3 separate regions of the Mus musculus genome follow, and all the other regions are linked to region 1. The links are chromatin loops, found by intact Hi-C in ENCODE. Cell type or tissue: heart. All regions are shown on one strand.

Region 1 (8,000 bases):
CTTCTTAATTTCTGGAATTTTCCATTTAATAGTTTCAGACCATGGTTGATAGAAGTTAGCAAACTGTAGAAAGCAAAGGGCAGCGAAGTGGTGGTGGTGATGGTGGTGATGTCTCTAATCCGAGCACGCAGGAGGCAGAGGCAGGTGGATATCTGTGAATGTGTTCAAGGGTAACCTGGTCTACATAGTAAGTTCCAGGATAGCCAGGAACCCAGTCTCAAAAAGAAATGAAGAAGAAAGCAAAGGCATGGATAAAGGGTGGATCCTGGACCTTATAGTCTAGTTATGTGATGGTCTATGCCTGCTCTGTTGCTTTCTGATTTTATTAATATGAAACAAGGACTCAAACTCCACTGCCCTGTACTCTATTCTCCTTTTTATCTGTGCCTGCCTCTTTTGTCATGTTTCTAGACCGACGCGTGTGTCAGCCAGCAGCATGAATGTCATTCAGACATTGGCAGGAAGAGTTGCTTCTGAAAATAGTTTCTTCACATCTGGGTGTTGAGTTTCCTTGGCTGAGGCTGAGGGAATCATGAACACTGGGTATCATTTTCCCTACAGTAGACAGGTCCAGCTCTGGGACTTCATGCTCTTCCATGGTATAACCTTGTCCTGCCTCTGTTGCTTCTGTGTATATACAGCTTCAGTAGCCCAGAGCAACTGGGGAGCCCTCCCTGGCCTTAAGCTTGCCAGTACTTGAAACTGGGCCTTGTTTCTTTCTCTCAAGAAAAAGCTGAGTTTTTCTTAGCACTCAAGAGACTGTGAATGTCTTACAAAAAAGGAAAACCGTGTGCCAAGAGAAGAGAGTGCAGACAGCCTGATCTCTGCCCATCCAGCAGGGACCAGCGGTTTCTGCTGGAGTGACTTTGATATCTAGCAATTGTACATGTACCAGCCCAAGCTGATGTGGGCATGCTGACCCTGGGAGAGAGCAGGACACACTCGTGTCCTCCTAGCATGCATACAGTACTTCTCACAGGATCAAAAAACATCATGTCAGTTCTTGGAGGCCTCAGGCTCCTAGCTACCTGGTTTTGTGGTCAGATTTCTGCTTCTTATATAATCCCTGAGTATACAGCTGGACTTTTTACTACATTGAAATTTTTACTCAAACCGTAATGTTGGCTTTCTAAAATACTATTCATAGAGTGGTTCAAAAGACATGTCAGTCCAGTCTGTAAAAGCCCTGAAAGGCATTTATATGAACAGTTAGCATTTAAAATTTTATATATTTTTATATATTTTTCCTTTAGTTGACCAAAAAATGGCTGAGCAATTTTTACCCTAGGGTTTTACACTATTACAGTAAGTAGTTAAATATTACGGAGGAGGAAGGAATCTTCTATTTTAAGTAAAAGAACCTTCCCTTCATTTCTGCCCTCTACACCTCTCCCTGCTCTCCCCCTTTCTCCCCTCTCCCCTTCTGTGTTTTTTGGATAAAAGATAAACAAATCTCAGAGAATTTGTGGAAGTCAACCTCAGGTTCGGATGTTTGCCCCGTTTGTTGTGTATTCACTCTTGCTATGGTTTGAACGACATGCATGGCTCTCATAGTTGTTAGGAAACCTTTAACACAGGCACTAGAAATTACAGGAACGTTGGAGGAACCTTCCTCTATGTCTGTGTCCCCTTGACACTTTCCTTTGAAAGGGAACACGGGTCATATCAGAACATTTACGTCATACCGTATATCCCAAAGGTGTCCTGGATTTCAAAGAAACTATTGTTATGAGAGATTCTCGTAGATTTTTTTTTCCTAAAAAGACATAAGCACATACTTTTTTTTTTTTTTAATTTCATTTAGTTCTAGAATTGATTTTAACAGAATTAAGTTTGGAGAGTTTATTTTGTTTGTTTTGGCCATAAGTTTATATCTAGAGAAAATATGACTGCTAATGCTTTTTAAAGATATTTTGATATATTGTATTTGTTTACATATGGAATGTGTTAGATTGTGGAAATCTAACATGTCTTTGTTAGGTTTCTGTTTAAGTTTTTCAAAGTTATTCATTTGACATGGATTTAATGTGTGGCCCAGCAAGTGTGGAGCTCACTGTGTAGCCGGGGAAGCTTCAAGTTCGTCTGCTTCTGCTTCTGGAGTGCTGGGGTGAAAGGCACGTGGGAGTTAAGTTTTCAGAACTGTCTCAAACCTACTGTTGTCCTGGAGGAAACATGAAGAAATGTGTCTCAAATTTCTATTTGGAAAGAGCTACAGTTTCCTTTCTTTACAGAAAACAGAATTAATTGAACAAAAAAGTAAGCTCATTTGAGTTGCGCATTCTCAAACATACAAAATCTGGAATTTCAAAAGTCATTCAAAAGCATGACTTGGGACGATTGGGGGTGGGTGGGTCCACTGTATGCTCCTCCTCCTTTTAAAAACAACAATTGGCTCCTTAGTAAGAAACTTCACAGGATGTTAGCAGCTGTTAGCCAGACCTTTTTCTGGGTCTGTGCTTTGTGAGCATCCAGGTTTTGGACTTGAAGATACCCCAAAAGCTTTCTAATATTTCCAGTATCCCAAAAGCTCTCACTATGGATTGGCCTGCCTCCATGACCGTGGAAGCCGTCACTAATCACTCAGGCAGTCTGGCTGGCAGAGCCCAGATGTGTCTAATTCTGCTCAGCTGCACGGCAAGCTTCCTCTGAGTCCTGTCGTAATTGATAAACCTGCTTTCTGTCTTTGAATAAGAACATTTTCTTCAAAGACCCTCTTAACGGCACAACCCAACCAAAGGGAATCTGGGGGAAACTTTTTTTAGTGACTAAATTTCTAGTAAAAAAGATAAGGGCCACACCCAGCAGAAATAAGAGCAAGGTAGAGCCAGAGGATCCTGGGGTGATGAGTCTACAGGGTCAGAGACCACTGAGAGGGCACAGTTGCTCTAACTTCATCTAAAGGAGTCCAGTCTGCCGGACAGGTCATCCCCCTTGAAGTCGTGCTTAGAAACTGTTTCCCACCTAACTTTTGAGCAGAGACCAAGGTACAGGTCTGAATCGACATTTCAAGCTGGTATCTCAGAAATGGAAATCATGTTGTAAAAACTGTCCGGTCATTGACCTTTCAGCAGCAGTTCAGCACACGAGCCTTGGATAGCATAGTTAGACTTTGAGTGACTTAGAACTAGCAGTTCAAAGGCCAGGGTGCTAACTGTGAAACCTTGGGGTGTGATTGGCAGTTCAGTCTGATATAATTTAGTAAGTTGGCACAATAATAGCCCCTGGGAACTTCTGCCTTTGTATTTCTCTGGGACAGGAGTTAAGAAACCAAACATGAGTAAGGTGTGGTAGTCCACACCTTTCGTCCTCAACACTGTCAAGGCACCAGCCAAGTTCTAGGACAGCCACAGCTACATAGAACCTGTCAGATAGATGGATGGATGGATATATAGATAGATAGATAGATAAAATAAAAATGAAATAAGAAAGGAAAGCAAGCAAACATGAGTTATTTTTGCTGCATGCATTTAGACATGTGTGTGTTGTGAGGTAAAAGTTGCTACTACAGATCTAAACAAACCTAGCTGACGTAACCTGAAGGAGAGCAGGCAACAGTGAGCTTCCTGTGACTGCTGGGTGTAAGTCCTGCCCCGGCTGCTGCTGCACTTCAGTCTCCGACCCTGGACTGACTGGACACCGAGTTGATGGTGTGAGGCGCCAGACAGGTTTTGAGTTCTTGCCCTTGTCACCCCAAGAGAAGTTTCCTGCTAATGCTTTCAGCGACACACCCTTTCCCTAAACAGCGATGGGTTTTCCAGAAACTCTAAAGAGGCTTAACCTTTTCCCCAAATAGAAACACAGTGGGTCTTCCACTTTAATAACAGGTAGTTATCTTAATGGAAAACCTTTTCTTGGATTCAGTTTTTGGCCAACTTTGAGATCGTTTTTGGAGCACATTAGAGCCCACGTGCTCAGATGGAGCTCTTCTGTGTGAAAGATTTGAAAAGGATCCGCCACAAGCTGAGTGAGATTCCTGTTTGAGATCCCAAGCAACGCTGAGTTACACATGTGGTGGCGCTGGAGAAAGTGGTGCGCCAGCTGAGTGGACCCTGCCCAGCTGACCACGGCAGAACACTGTCACCTCAGGGTTTCAGCTCTGACTTTGGTATAACTGTGAAGAATAGTAAAGCAATACTGACTCTCATGATTGGAAAATACGTGAACTTCATAAGAGGAAGAGAACGGTCAGAATGGTCGCCATGATGTTCATGTGCCCTGAGGCACCAAGTGAGATTTTCCTTGCTGATAAGGATTAAAGTTGGTTTCCAGGTCACTGGGGCATTTTATTTAGAAACTATACAGTGGGGTGTATGGTTATGCCTTTAACCCTGGCACTCAGAGACAGAGCATTCCTGTAAATCCGAGGCCAGCCAGGCCTACACAGTGAGCACTGAGTCAGCCAGTGCTATGTATTGAGACCCCATGTTACACACAAAAAAATAAAGAGATTGGAGGGAGCCCAGTCAGTTCCACACTTGGCATGTAACCCTAGGGACCCAAGTTTCCTCCCTAGCACCCACATGAAGAAGCCCTGGGTACTTTGTGCTGGGGACATTGGTGATCTGCAGCCATGCCTGGGAAGCTAGTCTAGTCTCATTGGCAAGCCCAGGTCCCAGTGAGAGGCTACCTCAAAAACCAAGGGGGAGGCTATGCCTAAGGTTGAACTCTGACCTCCATGTGAGGTCACACACTAGCACAAACAGGAACACACAAAGTATACGTGTCAAGTTCAAACAGTTTAGACAGTGTGTTTTTCATGGGGTGTTGACTCTTGCAGGGTAAAGACACTCTCATCTCATCGCGTGTTTTCTTTGATTTCCTTTTCTTTTGTGCTTAGATCTCTTTTACCCACAGACACTCACTGCTAATGTGTTGCTTTATGTGGTATTTTGTGTGTTCTAGATCATGATATCTTGTTTCTTATTTCATTCAGAACCATCTTCTGAGGTCTGTCTGAATTACGCCATTCTTGCTCATTACCTTTGAGTAGTATGTAGTGTTCTCTATATTCGTCCACTTTTCCTCTTGTGTTTAACTCTTCCCACAGTGAAGAGTTCCCTTGCTTGTCTACATCTTTTGCTTCTACTCACAGTATTATATGGGCATCTTTATACTTAATATCCCCTGGATTTGTGTATAAAAAGATATTTCATTAGAGTTGTATGTATATGTATGTGATTGTGTGTGTATTTGTATGTGGGAGTGTGTGTATATGTGATTTATATAAGTGTGTGTGAATGTGAGTGCATTATATAGGTGTGAGTATGCATATATTGTGAGTACACATGTACATGAGTGTGTGTGTACATTTTTGTGTACCTCCAAATATTCATATATCTATCCCAAAGTGCATTTCTTGAATTTTTATTGAATTAATAAATTTTACATATGTACTGAATTGGATGATGAGCTCGTGAATTCCAGCAATATCTGCTCCCTAGTATGACTGAGCAGTCTTTCTTCTGCTTTATCAATCTACCTTGCTTCATATCTAGCTGTGGAAGAACCAGTACATGAATCATGGGCAGCTAGTGCTTCCCCTTCCCATCTCTGGACTTAAGGTGGCTCGGTATTATAGCTGCATTATCTTTTGCTATGGCCTCTTTTTTCTACTTTAAGTATCGCCTTTTTTGTACTTGCATTTTCTCAACCAAATTGGTTGTGGGTGAAGACCATTGATTGCTGTGCTCAGTGTGGACTTGGCGGCCATGAAGTTCCCTGTAAGATCACCCTGCATCTGACCTTTTCGTCTGGGTCTTGCCTTTGTCCTTGGCCTTGTTCCTCACTTCCTTTCTTCATATCAGCGCTGGCATTCTTGAGAGGCAGCCAGGGACAGACTGCCCAAGCCCTGTGGGATCGCTGTCTAATTTGAACTGCCATTGGCTTCCGGTGGCACTTGGAAGCAGGTCTGAGCATCTTGGCGATCTCAGGTTCTTCCACAGGATATGACCTTTGACTTGTGCTCTTCCTGTTTTAGCTGCTTTCTGGAGTGTGGCTGCCCCCACCCTCTCACCCCACTCCCTCACTGCTACTTCCATTTCCCATGCATCTTCAGCTTTGGTTTGTCTGTGCCCCATAGCTATCTTCATTACCTCCTTTGATGTTCTTTTCTACACTTTATTTCTGTAAACTAATAATTAATATATTATGTGTTTAAAGATAAAAAAGGCAGTGGAGAGCTGAGGTAGGTCTCTGGTGAACTGCAGAAGGCTAGAGTCCTGTGCCTTTATTGTTTCCTAACGTCTTCCATACTAGTTACTTCTCCTCTCCCTATGATCAAGTACTCAGTTTGAGGATACAGTCCATCACAGCAGGGATTTCAAGGCAGCAGGAGCTTGAAGCAGTTGGTCACAATGTATTCTCAATTCAGGAAAAACAGTCTTATTCTCTGCTGGCTTTCTCCTTTGTACAGTCTATGACGAAAGAGCTGTCTACTCAGAATGATGCAGCCCATCTCCATTAACCTAATAAAGGAAGTCCCTTGCTGGCCTGCCCAGAGGTTGCCCACATCTAGACAACCCCTCAGTGGTATGTTACGGGTATTTGGAGATCTTGTCAAGCTATCAATAAATTAAACATTAAATATCCATAGCACACAGATATCCCAAGGGATAAAAGTGTTTATGAGGTAACTACTAGTTAGCACTTTGGCTTCCCATGTAACATTAAGACCAACATATTCCAATGAGCCTGCTTTTCATTTTGTGTTTTACAGTTAGTATATAAATACATTTCATTGCAATTTTCTTGTGGGCTGAATATATATGTGTCTATTAAATATATGTATCTTTCTGTTAGAATTGCCTACGAGTGTATTTTTAATGGGATATGTTATGCATGTCTTTAGCAAAAATGCTATTATGCACTACGGTGCTTTGTCATGGTTTGTCTAATTATTTCCGTATGTTGAAGCGTTGTTTTCAATTTCATTATTTTTTAATGAAATGTAATATTTTTTGGTCTAAATGACCACCCCCCTCCTGGTTATTTCTTTGAAATTACTGCTATTGAACAGTTCTTATTAAAGGCTGCAGGATCATTTAGGAAGATTGAAGCTGAGTTCATGGCTGGCAGTGTATGCCTGTTTATCTTGTGCCCCTCCAGAATTGGGTTTTATAATTTCATTGTGTCTTAATAGCCCTGAAGTATAACTTTAAAGTTCTTCCTATTTGTGTTCCATTCCCTGCTAGAAAGTCTGATTTCGATCCTCGATTTCCTCTATTGCCCCTGCGCTCTTTGATGCCCTCCTCGGGTCACCAGATCGTCTTTCTGTGAGTTCTACAGGGAGCAGGGCTGGCCGTACCCAGCTTTGGTTTGTTTGTGGTATTTTTGGAGCCTCACAGAAGGCACTTCTAAAAGTATTCTTTAATTCTCTGAGAAAATGTGTGGCAGTCAAGAGTCAGCCTGGGATATCCTGCTTCTTTAGAAGTGCCATGTGGTCACTTTTCCCATGCCTAAGTAGTGAGCAAAACAGTGATGGCTGGCATCAGTTGTCTATGGAGCTTTGCATCGAACGCTCAGCTCTTCACATGGGAGTATGTGTTCTTGGTCCCCCTTTAAGTGTAAAATTTATTTATGCAGAATCATTTAGCATTTGCTCTCCAACTCAAAAGGCAGAGCTTCACTTAAGCCTTACTCGATTACCCTTTAATGTAAATGGAAGAAGAAAAAGGAAAGGGAAACAGAAAAAAAGTTGCATCAGAGTTTGTCATTATGATTGATTCCTGTGTGCAGAAGGCTGGCGATCTTTTCCAAAACTTTCATGGCTGTTTTTTTGATCTCTTGCTTTTTTGTTTGATAGACTTGAGTAATCTGCATAGTTTTGATATTGAATTCCCCTTATTCTTGTCAATTGGGAGCTAGGTTTGGGAGGCTGGTATTTCTTTATTCTCTGTGCAGTTAGGAGTTTCTTCTGAAGCATTTAAAGTATGTAAAGTCTAGAAGCATTTCAAGAGGAGTTTGATATGGGTATTTTCCTTTGCTGGGAGGCAAGAGACTGC
Region 2 (8,000 bases), 230 kb after region 1:
CACAAGTAGTCTGCTACCTCATGCTAAAGTGTATACACAAAGTCACTTAAAATACTTGTAAACAGGAGTTTTGTTTTTAATAGCTATTGATTAAAAATACCGAATGTTCACCAGTGGGAGCATAGGTTCCAGCCATGATATATGAGACTGTAGCCTATTATATGCAGCAGTTAAAAAAAATGGCAGCCTACAACCTACTTGGAAGAACCCATACTTTGTGGTTCTATTTATGTTAAGTGCAAGAATAAGCCAAATCAGTCCATGGTGCTACAAGCCAGAATGGCAGAATGAGGTGACAGTGAAGCTCAGCCTTTCCTGGCTGTAAAGTGCTGTTTTAACCTATTTCTCTGGGTATGTTTAATAGCTTAGAAGTGAGAAATGATGTTATCACACGCAAAGTTCATACCTGAGAATCACTGATGGAGTTTACAAGAGCAAATTACCAAAACCCCACGCAGTGTTTGGAGTACATTTGTGACTTTGTGTTGGGACATTGTATTAGTCAGGGTTCTCTAGAGTCACAGAACTTATGGATAGTCTCTAGATAATAAAGGAATTTATTGATGACTTACAGTCGGCAGCTCAATTCCCAACAATTGTTCAGTCGCAGCTGTGAATGGAAGTCCAAGGATCTAGCAGTTACTCAGTCTCACGCAGCAAGCAGGCGAAGGAGCAAGAGCAAGAGCTAGAGCTAGACTCCCTTCTTCCAATGTCCTTATATTGTCTCCAGCAGAAGGTGTAGCCCAGATTAAAGGTGTGTTCCACCACACCTTTAATCCCAGATGAAAGGCGTAGCCCAGATTAAGGGTGTGTTCCTTAAACTCGGAGATTCAATCTTCTGGAATCCATAGCCACTATGGCTCAAGATCTTCAAACCAAGATCCAGATAAGGATCTCCAAGCCTCCAGATAAGGGTCACTGGTGAGCCTTCCAATTCCGGATTGTAGTTCATTCCAAATATTGTCAAATTGACAACCAGGAATAGCCACTACAGACATATTCACACCTATGGTTGACCACACCTCACGGAGGGTGATGCCATAGTATACTACAGTTTCACCTGGGTGTCCGTGCTGATTTGTACATTCTCTGAAAATTAAGAGTAGCTCCAGTGTTTCAGACACTAATTTCATCAATAGGTCCTATCTACCAAGCTTTAAGCAACAAGAAAATCCTATCAGCATGCATAGATAGTTTAAACTTATTAAAATTGCCAAAAGTATTGAATATTGGCTATGGTGCAAATACCAAGGACTGTGTACGTGCTGTGAGATAAGTTAGCACAGCCACTCTGGAGAAACACTGAGTACAATCTAACAGAGAGAACGCAGGCATATGCCTGGCAAGAGAAGGGTACAGGAGTGTCTATGACATTGCTTCTTCCAGTTACCCCAATGCAGAATAGCCCATCCCTTAGCAGGTTAGGTGAAGACAACTCAGCATAATCATACAGTAAAGCATTGGTATTGAGTGAAAAGGACTGGACCACCAAGCAACATGTTGTATTTGAGAGCCAGAAAGTTGAGAAGTTGAGAAAGATTAGAGCAAGGCTTTACAAGATTGTGATGGTAAGCCTGAAACAAAAGCATTATTGTTGTTTGATTATTTCAAAGTGGAAGTTATGCTCACTTCTTGGGTAGAGGGGGATAGTGATGATGTCACTAGAGCGAGTGCAGGTGCCACACCGGCACTGTTTTAGGGTGCTTGGCATTTTGGCCTTGTGCGCTGTTGTGTTGCATTCTACAGTCAAAGCATATGATGATTAGAACTCAAAAGTAGGAGCTTCAGACTCTTGTACCAGAGACCTCACAGCAAGCCAAGAGGGGATGACAGCGCTCTGCTCAAACCTTTTTTCTGTAATCACCCTTGACAGACCGTTTCTTCTATATGTGAATTGGTTCAAGACCATGAAAGAACTGAGTCTGCCTCGGGGGTCTTATCTTTAAAGAGCTAACTTTAGATGCAATATCTGCTCTGCTCTTAGGGTTTAGGAAAAGGGGGGGGGGGGAGCAACAAAGTAGGGCAGGTGCCAGTCTCAAAACAAAAAGCTCCGTGCTTCAGTGTTGCTGCATGATCAGTGCACAACCAGGAAAGGTCAAACTAGCCCAGGAGGCATCACGGAGTCTTCTTGACATCCAACTGCTTGATCCACCTGACACAAGCAAGTGATGCAGGCACTGCTGGGAAGCTGATCCAAGGCCACGCCTTGAGAGAAGTGGTCCAACTTTAAGGTCCTGTTTCTCCCTGGCTGTCTGTTGCCACTCGTGTGTGTGTGTGTGTGTGTGTGTGTGTGTGTGTGTGTGTGTGTGTGTCCATCTGCAGGTCTCAGTCTTGACAGAGTCCTACCAAATAGGTTTTGTTGAAAGAGCAAGTTAAGTATTTCAGACTCTAGTCTGCAGCTATTGCTCTCTCACTGAGAGGACTATGGCTCATCTCTTAAAGGGAAAAGAAAAAGAGAAACTATCTAGGGCCACATGGCTAAACGTTCTGAAAATATCTGCATGAATTCTGGAAGCACAGCACAAAATCTAGGAAATAAGACTTTGCTGGGGGGAGGGGGGCTAATAAGGACAGAAATAGTTACCCATGTCATTATGTACCAGCAAAACATCACAGAAATGAGCTGGATTGGTCGGAGGCATCTTGCCTGGTTTTTACCCATGAACTTTAAGCATCTTTGCGTTCATTCTTCCTTTCACCTTCAGAGTGTCTGGGAAACACAAGTCAAGGCAGTGAGATGAAAGGAGCAAGCTGACCCTTGCATGTGCAAACATTTTCTTTCTACACATGCCATTCTTGCTGCTACAGAGACTGGTATTTCACTTGCCTGCAAAGCTTCATGGTGTCCAAACATAAACGTGTGTTTTCTTATTTTCCACTTGAAATTTGATTTAGGAGCCCAGCTGACACGGAGAATATTATTGAAGAGCCTGTTAGTTCAGGCTGCCCTGGATTTGAATTCTGGCTCTCCAGCTTGGAAGCTGTGTGATCCTGTGCAAAGGGCCAGGTCTCTCACCAATATTTCCATTTGGAAAAACTGAGCTTCCTCTGCCTTGGGTAAATGTGTTGAGGCTGGGGAGACATGGAAGTGGTGTGCACTCTGTGCCCAGAACACTCTAGCTTAGGGCTCAAGGGACCAAAATCTGTAGACCAAATCAAGCCTCCTTCTTGCTTGTTCAAAGTTTTATTAGGTTAAACAAATAGTGGCCCACTGCTTGTCGTTACAAATAAAGTTTTATCACTCAGCCATACTCATTTGCTTGCATATTATCTGTGGCTGCTTTTGTTGTACACTGACTGTAGTTGTCACCAACAATACATAACAGTCTAATAAAGCTTTAACTACTTGCTCTCTGGCCTTTCTCAGAGAAAGTTTGCCAGCCTCGCCTTAGTGGTAGCTGGTGTTTTGTTTGTTTTATTCGTAGCACTGCCCCTATGCAGTGTGTGTGTGTCCCTGTGTGTGTTTCTGTGTGTATGTGCATGTCTCTGTGTGTGTGTGTCCCTATGTGTGTGTGTGTATGTTCGTGTGTGTGTGTGTGTGTGTGTGTGTGTGTGTGTATGACCAGATAATATAAATACTTAGTTGGGTCATTTCCTCACTATGTAACAGGATAAGCTTTGGTTTTGGGCTTGCCCCCAGATGTGTTTCTAGTGAATTAATGAGGGTTCTATTGGAATGTTTACCTTGAAGCAGTTGCTCGAATGATTTTCCCTCTTTTGAATGAAGAAACCTGTGCTGTACTGTCTGTGACTCACTGATAATTCTGAACATTTACAGCTCACTGGTGATTTCGAGCATCGTAACATGAGGCAAAATTTCCCGTTTGAGGTTTATGTTTCCAGCACTTAATTACATGGAACTTTCCTGAAGTGCGCTATAAATGTGCGGCAGCCAGCTTCTGGCTAATTGGCGCCTGTCTTTTTATGGATCCAGGAAGGACTGATGCTTATCTGAATGCCTTTGATCTCAAAATCTTCTAGAAACAGACAGGCTTAATCCATTTCCAGTTTCCTAGATTTGGGTTTATCAAAACCTCCACCATAGATGTGAGTCATTTCCGTTACTTTTCTTAGTTAAGTCCAGGAAGTAGGATGCGGTGTGAGTGCTGTTTTATCACTGAATGGCATTGTTAACAATAGTGTTAGGTCATAAAAAGAGGCCTCAGAAGTTCTCATCCCACCACCCTTCTCTGTGGATGTTTAATCATTTGAACAGGACTATAGGAGTTTAGGGGAACATGCTTAACCTTGTGAAATATGAAGAACAAAGGCTTTAAGAAAAACCACCAATGATCCACTGACTTCCCTTGGCTGACTTTATACCATGTTTTTTCTGCTGTGCATAGGTCACCTTAAGACAGGAGAAGTACTGTCATCTCTGGGCTAAGAGCACAGGATTTGGCTTTGAATATTATTCCTCCCTTTGAGCAGATGTACAAACAAATTACTTGCTCTCCCAAAGTTCAGTTTTCTCTACTGCATGGTGGGAGTGAGGCCTTTGGTTTATCATAAAGACACATTATGTTACAGCACACAGTGTGCCCGGCAGGTGGTGAGCACTCAACAGGATCTGGGATCCCTCCTGCACCATCTCGCCTGTTGATTTGCACATAGGGGCTGTAGACAGCTGGTAACTATGCATTCACAACTACCTGGCTTTTGAAGTATGATGTTTGACCTTGCTAGGGCATACAAAACTTAAAGGAAATGAAGTCAGGCATAGTGATGATGCCTGTGGTCCGAGCACTCACTGGACTGGAAGATCATAAGGATAAGGGTAGTCTGAGCTTAAAAAAGATTTGCAAAGAAAATAAAGGAAATAATTGATTATAGTAATAATTGATAATTAAGATAATTTGCAGTGACCAGCACTGTTTTGATTAGGGTAATGAAACAAAAGATGGAAAAAGGAAAAAAGAAAATACCTCTTAGCTATCCTACCTGCTGGACTGAGCCCTGCCTTAGTGCTTTCTGCATGTAGCATTGTGTCATCGCTATAGTAGCCCAAGGAGATTTCAGTGCTGTGACAGAGAGGAGAGCTGGGGCTTCCTAGGGATGAGCCGAGCTGTCCCAACTCCTGGAGCAGAGCCCCTAAGTGAGCCCAGGTGCACTGATTCTCAGATGCTTCTCGCTCTGCTGACTTTCACTTTATCCCTCATTCTCTCTTTTCTTTTCTTTAACAGGATCTCACTTTGTCGTCCCAGCTGGCCTTAGACTCACAGAGATCTGCCCATCTCTGTCTCTGGAGTGCTTAGATTAAAGTTATATGTCACTCTGCCCAGTCTGAGATGCCTTTCATCCCACTTACCTTCTGGCACTAACAACTTTCTTGTTTATTGTCAAAACCACTTAATTCTTGTGTACCTCGGTCCCCATTTATGAATTAGCTCTTTGACCTGGTGAAAAGAAAGCCCCAGGGATGTATCATCATGTCAGCTGTGATCTCCAGGGCCTTACAAGTAGAGACAAGCCCTAGAACAGCTCTGGATGGTCCCGGGTGTTGTCATTATGTATCTCCCGTAATTTCAGTGCCACATCCATTTCTCTAATTGTGATCTTCATATAATTTGTGTTTGAAAAGATTAATGTCAATGTGTTTTATTTGAACATCAACTTTAGATAAAAATGGCCTGTTTATTCAGCTGAAACCATTAACATAGTCAAGGAAGATGAGTGGCTTTGCATTAGGGTTGTGGGACAATGTCATTCTCTGGGCCTCTCTGTGTGTTTGCATATGGTGATCTGGATTCTTCATCCAATAAGCCTATTTCACTTAGGTGGCACAACCGCACTAGCTAATTATCCCATTATTGAGGTTTCTGGGAATTCTCTAGGAAGACAGAAATAAGTGATGTTGCCTCTTTCTTGCTTCTGTTGAGAATCCCATTCTTCTCTGTGGCAAGCAGTGTATGCCACCTTGCTTGGTGAATCCCACAGCTCTTAATGACATCACTGCTATCTTCTATATGTTGACTATTCAGCATATTTTCTAAAGAGACTTCTTTGTCCCTATGTAACCAAAGCATTGCAAATATTAAGTTATTAACACACTGAAAAATGCAATCAATCAGATGATTATCATCTAATGTTTTAATGATCACATTTTTAATCCAATTATGCATGTTTGAATCTTTCAAATTTTCTTTAATTAAAACTTGCCTCTTGGCACTGCTATCAGAAAGGAGAAATTGAACAGAATGAGCCAGATATAATTTAGTGTTGAGAGGAAGCTGCAAGGATAACTGCGCTGGGTTGAACTTAATGGCTGACCATGACTTTAAGACCCTCATACAAAATTTCCTAATTGATAAGGAAAATTTAATCATCTTCAAATATACTTCATTTGCATTCAAATAAGGTATTCCTTTTTCCAAACAAACCTCCCCTAACTGATTATTCATATTGTCGTTCAAAATGCTTAAAAAATGAAAGACAGAGTTTGGTGAAATGTAGACTACTTAATACAGTGTGTATTTAATATAAAAGTCATGCATTATTCATTTCTGCAATTTGAATAACTTTGAATTTGGCATCCCTGTTCCTCATCTTTTTCTTTGATGAACAATTAATTATTAAAATATAATATTGTCTGCATACAGCACCCGGGATCCTAGTGAGTGGGGCAGGAGGCTCGTCCCCTCTCGGTCCTTTCACCTAGTATTGCCCAGCAGCTGCTTGTTGTGGCAATGCAGTGCATGGAGGGAGAAATACAGTGTTCCCTGTGTGCTGCTTAACTGGTTGCTGGCTGAAACAGAAGTGCTTCGGACTTAAGTTACTCATTAGGCTAGACGTTGGGGGAAGGATGCACTTTTGAGATCGGTGTGGAACAACACAGTCTCAAGAAACTTGTCACAAGACAGACTAGTTTTATTGAACAGTACTTCTGGGCACTCTCAATGACAAGCACTTTCAGTGCCGAGTAACTAGTTAATAATAAACAGTATTAACTAGTTACTAGTTAATAATAAACAGTATTAACTAGTTACTGCTCAGACGCCAACATCAGGCACTCTTACTATTGTGTCTCAGAGAAGCATGGTAACTTGCCTGGAGAAGCTGAGTTGTAATTCTAGCCTACATGGCTTGGCTGTGGCAAAGCTCCCTTCCTTCTAATATCTCCATTACTAAGACCTTCATGAAGAGCTACATCGTGAGCTGGGTCACACCTTCTTTCATCTTCCCCATGCCTGTCTCACGAGTGGGTTCTGTCAATTCAGTACCTGTGGCTGAAGCAGATGCTGTGGCTGAAGCAGATGCTGTGGCTGAAGCAGATGCTGTGGCTGAAGCAGATGCTGTGGCTGAAGCAGATGCTGTGGCTGAAGCAGATGCTGTGGCTGAAGCAGATGCTGTGGCTGAAGCAGATGGGACAGTATCGAAAGTTCTGCTAACTTAGGCATTGAGCAGAAAACTATGTTCAAGACTATCCTGTATTACACAGCAAAACCCTGTCTCAAAAAAAAAAATAATGCTAGTATGTATTGTTAACACATATCATGTCTTCCTGACCCTCTCGCAAGTCTGCCTATGACTTAGAATGAAATTTGTGTCACATTGTATGGGAGCCCCTTATGGAACTTAGGTTAAGGTAGAGGTCGGCAAATTTTGGACAGAAGGCCCTGTCCTTTCCACTGCCAATTTTGGCACAGCTTCTGAGTTTTTATACGGCCTCTCGGATTATACAAAATGTTATTCTGAATATGGGATCCTTCCTTCTCATTAATGCAGACATATTTTGAAGGGTGTATGCAGTTATTATTAAATTTAAAATGTCCTTAATAGGATTGTGGATGGTGATTCTGTTACGTGAGTTTGAACATGATATCTTTGATGTTATCTATTGCCCTGCAAAACCTAAAATATTTACTCTCTGGTGATAGGTAAATATTTAGGTAAATATTCTAGCTTTATAGAGAATACTTGCTATCCCTGCTTAAAAACACAGCAAAAGCCAGCCTAGGAATCTTCTGTGCTTGCCCTCGGCCAGGGGCTGCTGTGAAATG
Region 3 (8,000 bases), 200 kb after region 1:
CTCTGTCTGCACTGCCCTTTATACCAGTCATATTGTACTCACTTACAATTTACAGTTCCCAAGGCCTTCCATTCCTATTCCACTTTTAGTAACACATAAGAATTTTAAAATATATAGTTTAGTAGCTTATCTTAAAAGCACAAAGCAAAAAAACCAACCACCTTAAAACGAAATTATGGGCCGGACTCACTTAAGATGACACCATTAGAAACTCACTATTAGAGACAACAAAGAAGCCGTTAGCCAACTTCCCTATCATCATGCACTTAAGTGAAGGGCAAACCCCTATTCTCTTTGTAAGTGATTGCCTCCTGCCACTTAGTGCTATAAAGGAGACATTGGTTGTAAAATTCTAATGCTATAAAATAGGCTTGGTACAGGACGGCCTGTGCAGTTCCCTTAGATCTTACTCATGCAATCTTCTGGCTGAGAAGGGAGACTATGCCTCCCGTCAAATGTAGTTCAGGATGTTCTGCCAAAGGCGATGTAACTCCAGACCTGTGTCTAGTCCAGCAAATACAAACCAAAGCGGCCCACAGCAGCTCTTGTGGGTTTTAGAGGACTGTTGATCTGAACGTACAGTGAGTCACGGTGCATCGTGACACACCTTTTCTTCTTAGGTCAGAAGAAGATGTTTCTTCTACCTTCACCCAAATTAGAAAATTCTGGAGCATATTGGGATCTGTCAGAAATCAACCTTATCACAGTTTCCCTGGTAGGAAGAAAACGTCACTCTCACATAGTTTAAAAATAGAGCTTCAGAAATCCCAACAGTTGAGTTGTTTAAATACACTGTAGCATGTGTATTAAATACCAGTGAGAATAACTTTAAGTTGTATATGGATAAACATAGACTAATGTTCAGAAGCCATAAAAGCTAGAGATTTGATTTTCTAAAAGATGTCATGCATGCAATTTCCATTCTTCTACTCCGTTTTCTTACTCTCAGGCGTTTGACCAGATCAGACAGTGTGAGGATTTTACTCTTGAGTCCTCATTTAGTTTTCTACTACAAGGTACGCAGAGTGTGCTGCTCATGTTGAAAGAATGTTTTTGTGAGGTGAGAAGCGTAGCCAAACATTAGGTCACAGCATCTGTTTTAGGAGAGGCAGCATTTGAGATTTTCAAAAGTACTTTTTTTAGTGAAATGTTTTAAAACTATATTAAAGCAAAGCAGTGAGTCCCTCTGAATAGTAATAACCCACACCACCTTGCTCAGGTTTGAGTGGTCGCTGCCTCAGAATAAGGTCACTGCCTCTTTGCTTTTGAGGAATCACGGAACTGTTAAAAAGGCCTTGCAAAATATTTAGTATCACTCTGCTTTTCTGTAATTCTTGAAATTTTATTAAGTGTTCTTAACTGCATTATATTATTTGATACTTAAGTAGATGAGTAGGTATTCTGAATATCTTCTACACTCTTCCTTGGCTTTAAGAGTTTTCATGCTCACCTAGTCTTTAATAAGCCTTGGGGAAAGGGCCAGGCATCCATCGACATGCCTGACATCACAGAGTTGGATCAAGCCCCCAAGCCTGTCAGCATGATCCCTGTTTCTATCTCTGCTTTCCAGGAAACCTGGGGTTTTTCCAGCTATTGACGTTCTCTTGGGTTTTTCCTGAGACAGGGTCAGAGGATTTTCTAAAATATATGGTAAGTGTTTTGTACTTAATCTCAGGAAGACAGACAGCAGAGTTTGGTAGGACCTCACCTTTCATGCTTGAAGTGATAGAAATTGAACTAGAAAGCTCCCAGCCAAAGGCTGTGCTGGCACTGTATAGCTGGGGCCTGCGTATAGAGCTCCGTCTCACGGGTGACTTTCCCATGATGCCCCCAGTGCCAGAGCCACACATGCAGCACCCTCTCTATTTGCTCCGACAGTCCCTGCATTTAAGAAACCTCCTGGGCCAGTGGGATGGCACAGCTGCTGAAGGCATTTGCCACCAAGGCTGACAACGTGAGTTATATGCTCTGGACCCACATGGAAGGAGAGAACAGCCTCCCACAGTTTGCCCTCTGACACACGTCCACATACATGAATTAGCATGCATAGGAAATAAGTACATATAATACAAGTCCTAACAAAAAGGAGGAGTGTTCTCAGGGGAGCTGTACTGGGCACTTTTTCTGAGGTCTGCCTCTGTATGGAGGCTATGCCTGAACACATGAACCAGAGTGGAGCCCTGGGCTCCAAGGCTGCTTTCACTCAGGATACTCAGCAGCACCAGTGTCCACTTTCCCAGCACAGAATGGCTGAAGCATGCCCTCACTGCATGTTAAAAAAATAATCCTTCAAAATGGTATTTTATAATAAGACTAAAAATTAATTGTATAAAAATTGTTGAAGCTTCAGTTGGATCTAGGGTTGTGTACCTGTAATTCCAGCAATCAAGAGGTAGGAGTGAGGGAGGGTAGGTGTGTGTGTTGGGGGGGGAGGCTGTGGGTTGAAAACTTTTGTGCACATGTGTCAGGCTCTGGCAACTTGGGATAGCACTCCAATGCACAACATGTTGGAACCTATTGAGAAGTTAGGCCAGTACTAAGTAGTTGTTGATATGGTGCTTCATGGAGACTTTTGATGGCATGAGTCACATTATCAATTAATTTGATCACTGATGAAATGTTAATGTCATAGGCAAACTGCCAGGGACTCTGGTGGAGTCAGCTTGACAAAGCGAAAGCTGGGAAGCTGGTTCATGAAGCAAAGAGTTTCAAGGAAACTCCCTTCCTGGGGGGCCTGGCATTTTCTCCCTAATCTATATAAACCATAAAATTAATTTTTCCATTCCCACATTAGTCTAGTGTATAGATCCACGTGCACTCTATATAGTATTACCTTATAGTAAATGCCTTTTAAGATTGTATTCTAACATAGCTAAAGCCTTTTTCCAGTGTTCTTAGATTCCAGATAGCAGCAAGGAGCTTAACCCATTCAGTAAACAATTAAGCACTTGCCATTTTACTCAGCTGTTTACAGATAGAGACTAAAAGTCTCACTGAGATAGAAATCTTTTACTACAGGCTACTTCCATGTCAAGTATAAGTTGATATACTACCCTGATAAGGGGAAACTCTCCAGACAAGATAAGTTTTACTAGACCTAAGAATTTAGAGCTCTGTGATAGCCCATTACTCTTAAGGCCTGTCAAGAGTTAACAACCCCCTGATGCTTTTAACCTTAAAGTGTGAAATTCTTGCCTGGCATTAGGCTGATCCTAGGCAGGGCTTGTTATCCCTAATGTAAACATTTAATTAGTCCCTGTAAATTCCTTTCTGCTGTAACTGGTGAATTTCAGTGTATCTTGTCTTTTTGTGATTTGTATCTTCTGATAATTCGTTGTTATATAAGTCTGAAGCTCAACCAGAACATTACATTCAGATCCAACACCATTCTCCGTGTTCGACTGTCTGTCACTACATCTTATCTCTGCCCATCTACTCTAGAGACCCTTTCTTACACAGGCACAGGGGACCAGAGGGCCTGTGGCAGCAAACATAGCAATTAGTGGCTCTATGCATGTTGGCCCTACCAGGTTTCCATCAAGGCACGGGCATCAGGTGACTGAAGCAAGCATAAGTGAATGAAATGCACCAAAGAGGCTTCATGTGAAGCTGACATCCAGCTCTTAATTCATGCGGCCAGTAAGCGGGTGAGCATCCAGTCGCCATAATACAGCAAATGCTTGCACTCCCAGGATACATGTTTCATGTGAAGATTTGGAAGGGCTTGTGGCAGGCTCTCCCCTCCCCTCCCCTGCCCACCCACCTCCCTTCCTATGTGACAGGAATTGGGTGTTTATTTCTGATCCCATCATCTGAGGATGCTTTTGTCCTTTGAAGATAATGTGATTTCAGACAAGGAAATGGGAGCCTCCTGTCTACCTCTGTAATTTCCTTCCCACTGAGTGAACACCCAGCCCTCTGCTAGCATTGCTGTCTCTTCCCGTGTCTGGTGTCCCAAGAACAAACAGCGGTAGCTTCCTTCCTCACCTGTGACCTGGCACCACATCTATCAGAGAGTGGGTCTAGACACGGTGCAGATATGCCTGGGAGGCTCTCTGTTCTCCTGTCAGAAATATGTCATGAGAGGAACATGGGACAGAATCTGTGTCTCTTAAGTTCTCCTATCATTAGTTTTTAGCTGATTTGGCTAAATGCATGAGCATTTTAGGCATGGAGATATTATGGGATGAATACTGGAAAGCGTTTCAGTGGTGCACGCTTGGTGGAGAGCTGTGGACAGATGGGTTGTTTCTATGCTAGCTCAAGTGTGGCACCTCTTTGGAGATTGCGGGGGAGGGGAATTCCTTTTTCATTGTTGCTTTTTTCAATCCCTCTGCTAAATTTTTCTGCCCTGGTTAAATGTTTGCTATAATTAAAATGGTACAGAAAAGTACCGAGGGAACCTCTTAAGAGGTTTTTGAGGAGACCCCTTCTTATTAGAGAGCTATGTGGGGAAACATTGGCTTGTGCAGTTGAGAACTTTTGCCTGGGAGAGGGAGAGAAGGGAACACTCGTGAGGCTGAGCCATGGGCACACAGAAGGACGCTGTCATGCTTACTCTTTCCGTGATATATGTTGACAAATTACCTTCGTGAAAAAAAACCACAGATGCTTCATGATATTCTAGCAATTCATACAACTAGCTGGGGTTCCAAGCATGGTTCAAGAAAGGTATATGAGACCTCAGTTCATACCTTGCCCGGCCATTGCTGTGTGGAAATTTCCCATAGTCCACCAGTGTGATGTACATCTTTAATCCTAGTACTTGAGAGGCAGAGGCAGGTGGGTCTTTGTGACTTCAATGACATCAGTGAATTCCAGATAAGCCACAGTTATGTGAAGAAACGGTCTTAAAAAAAAAATCACAGTTCATGAGTGCATCCTTTGGATATAGGATCAGGACCAAAGCAGAATTTGGTTATTTCTTCAAGAGTTTTACAATGGTCTTAGTGGGTTTTGCTATGTTTGATTTAACCATGGACTTTAAGCATGAGGCGTCTTATACATTGTTACTGTCCCACACTCAGTCATTGGTCAGGTGTCTGAAATGCTCATGGAAGGTGTAGGCTTTGAGCCCAGTGCTCTGTCCATGCTGGTAGTGTGTATCATATCCTCATCTAGAAGGTGGCAGTTGCTCACCAGGGTCCTGTGAATGAAATGTAGATGTTTTAGTCTGGCCCCAAACCATCCTTGCAGGTGGATCTTTTCCTACCATAAACATCCCCCTCAGTGGATTCACATCACCGTGAGACAATGAACTACTTAAAATGCCCCGTCTTTAATGCTAACACTATTCTGAAATGAGTCTGTTCTTCCACCAAGTGCACAAACCAGTTTCTCCATAGTAAACCTCGTCACTGTTCAAAGCTATCTTCTGAAGGGTAGACTGCACACTAGGCCATCTCTTTTCTTTCTTTCTTTCTTTTTTTAAAGATTTATTTATTTATTATATGTAAGTACACTGTAGCTGTCTTCAGACACTCCAGAAGAGGGCATCAGATTTTGTTACGGATGGTTGAGAGCCACCATGTGGTTGCTGGGATTTGAACTCTGGACCTTCAGAAGAGTAGTTGGCGCTCTTAACCACTGAGCCATCTCGCCAGCCCCCGGCCATCTCTTTTCTTGAAGGAGTCATTGGAGGTGGACACTAACCCACATATTCATTGATTTCCCCCCCCGCCCCCGTCCCCCGGTATGTTTAAAATTTATTTGTTCCTAAGCTCCCTGCTTTTTTATTGTTTATTCTAAAGTGTTTTGTTTTTCTAGCTCATCCTCCATTGTCTAATGCCAAGAGGCCAATATTAGTCCATCATTTTTCTCATCCTTAGTTACTGGTCGGGTGCTTAGCTATGCATATATACCTAAGCAGTTATGCCACATTTTAAAAGCTTTCTAAAAATAAAATTTAAATGTAAAAGAGAAAAAATGAATAGAATACTTTTTCTGTTGTTGTTGCTGCTGTTCTTCCTCCTCCTCTTTCTCTTCCTCCTCCTCGTCTTCTTTCTCTTGTATTAGGAGCCACATGTGAGTCTTCCTGCTAGAAGGCACACCACTAAAGATTACTTCCAGCCCAATAATAACTTCTGTCAAGTGATAGCTTCTGATACTCATTGCTAGGAAATCATTTTTAGGAAATCTACAGAGTGAATTTATTGCTGTTTTCCACCAGTGTCCCTTGGGGAGGCCTGTGGACAGTGGCTCCAGTATAGGACTGATCATCCTGACCAGGAGGGTTATGAAGGAAATAGACAACATAGTGAATAGAAATGTATGGCAGGAACCAGTAGTTTCTCAAGCCATTGTCCAAGTGGACAAAAGTGTCACAGCAAGTTCCAGGACGATATCTTTTACTCTGGCTAATGCCCTAGAATGTTTTAGTGACCTTTCCCCTCTTTTACCCAAAGCAGCAAAGAAACCCACAGGCTTCCTGGTCCTCCCCTGCACTACCTTTTGTAGGACTCTGCTGTTCTGCACACCATGATGTTTGTTCCTATAAGATCACTTTTAAAAACAGACATCTGTCCTTATTACCAGTTGGAACATCTTCTGGGTATATGCCCTCTCATTTCTTTAGTGTTTTAAATGCTATGTATGTGAGTGTTTTGACCACATGTATGTTCATACACCACATGAGAGCCACAGAGACCAAAAGAGAACATCTGATCTCCAGGAACAGGAGTTCCAGATGGTTGTGAGACACTACATTGGTGCTAGAACTCTAACTCGGGTCCTCTCGGAGAACAGTGCACTCCCTTAACTGCTGAGCCATCTCTTCAACTCCTTATTTTGATTTTCTGAGACAAAGTAGCCCAGTCTGACCTAGAGCTACTGTAAATTCTCTGCCTCTGCTTCCCGAGTACTAGGATTGAGTAATAAGTCTGAGGCATCACACCAGACATTTGTTTTTACCCTGCCCTTCCTTTCTCTCCTCTCCCCTCCCCTTTCCTCTTTTCTTCTCTTCTCTTCCTTGGCAACTAGCTCTCTCCCTTTGCTCTAGTCTCAGGTGTGCCTGGAAGGGCCAGCCCTAGAATGGAATGTGCAATAGTTTCTTCCATCTCTTTGATTCCCACAAGGCAAGCCCCTGCAGTCTCCTGCCTGTCCCCTTCTCTTCATCCTCTTGCTTTGTCATGACACAGAGAACCTAAGCACACAGGCTGAGATGGATTCCCGGGTGAGGCAGGAGTGCAGCCTGGAGAGCACATGTCCCCAGAGCTGCATTGCTTCTCAGCAGCACATAGAGGTTTGATGTAGCTGTTCAGGAAGATGAGAAATCGTTAGCAAACTCACATTTTACAGATTTGTTCATTCTTTGAATCCAGTTTCCTCTCACCCTTGGTGTAGAATCCGATTGCAATAGAGTCATAAATAAAAAATAATCAATGTCTCCAATCCCATTCCAATTGTCTAGCATGTTAACGTTAAGTCTGGGTTCTAGACTATCAGGTTCATTTTTGGTGTTTCATTGATTCTTCAATATCAGAGGCAAGTTTTAGCCACAGAAGAGGTTGTAATATTTGGTCCATATGGACCTGCTACCAATCCTGCATATCAATTTCAAATCATTTGCCTGTCCAGCCTAGTGATCCATTAGCCACATTCTTTTTCCAGCTTGCCAAGTTGATGCTCTATGGAAGACAGTAAGAGTAGGTAGGAGGCCACTGCTACCCCAGGCCTTTTCAACAGGGGCCCATTGGACTGAAAGACATTCTTCCGAATTCTCTGAAGCCACCAGAGATTTGAAGTCTTTCTCCCTAACATTCCTCACTCCTATTTCTCTCCTTCTTCCCATGTACACATGGCATGAATGAATATTTGTATCTGTCCAATTATGATTCAGGCTCCTTAAATTCTCTTAAATGTCATTAGTTGAGTTAGTTAGCTTCTCTGCTGTAATTAAACACCCAAGATAATTATCTTATGAAGACTAAACGTTTCTTGGGGCTCAGAGTTTTGGAGGCTCAGGTCTGTAATTGATTGGCTCTGCTTTGGGAAGCCTGTGG

What was found. Hi-C counts contacts between places; a loop is a spot of excess contacts. Peaks named below come from ENCODE experiments on the same cell type or tissue, not always from the same donor. Only the 100,000 strongest peaks of a DNase experiment are listed, where the experiment ranks them.
Region 2: a loop joins it to region 1, with 2.3 times the contacts of the local background. A loop is called at or near these places in 2 of 42 quality-filtered maps.
Region 3: it touches region 1 in a loop (7-fold over the local background); 5 of 42 quality-filtered maps call a loop at or near these places.

What each region holds. Positions count from the first base shown.
Region 1 is chr14:11,862,966-11,870,965 of GRCm38, forward strand. All of the region lies in intron 2 of Ptprg (protein tyrosine phosphatase, receptor type, G), which reads left to right. Among named protein-coding and RNA genes, the nearest start is that of Gm52128, 290 kb to the left of the region's middle. In heart, a CTCF peak has its summit at 4,017; DNase peaks (open chromatin) are centred at 446, 3,656 and 5,856.
Region 2 is chr14:12,096,124-12,104,123 of GRCm38, forward strand. The region is part of intron 6 of Ptprg (protein tyrosine phosphatase, receptor type, G); the gene reads left to right. Among named protein-coding and RNA genes, the nearest start is that of 3830406C13Rik, 180 kb to the right of the region's middle. In heart, no CTCF peak of the experiment used is centred here; a DNase peak (open chromatin) is centred at 3,968.
Region 3 is chr14:12,058,896-12,066,895 of GRCm38, forward strand. All of the region lies in intron 5 of Ptprg (protein tyrosine phosphatase, receptor type, G), which reads left to right. Among named protein-coding and RNA genes, the nearest start is that of 3830406C13Rik, 220 kb to the right of the region's middle. In heart, no CTCF peak of the experiment used is centred here; DNase peaks (open chromatin) are centred at 456 and 3,966.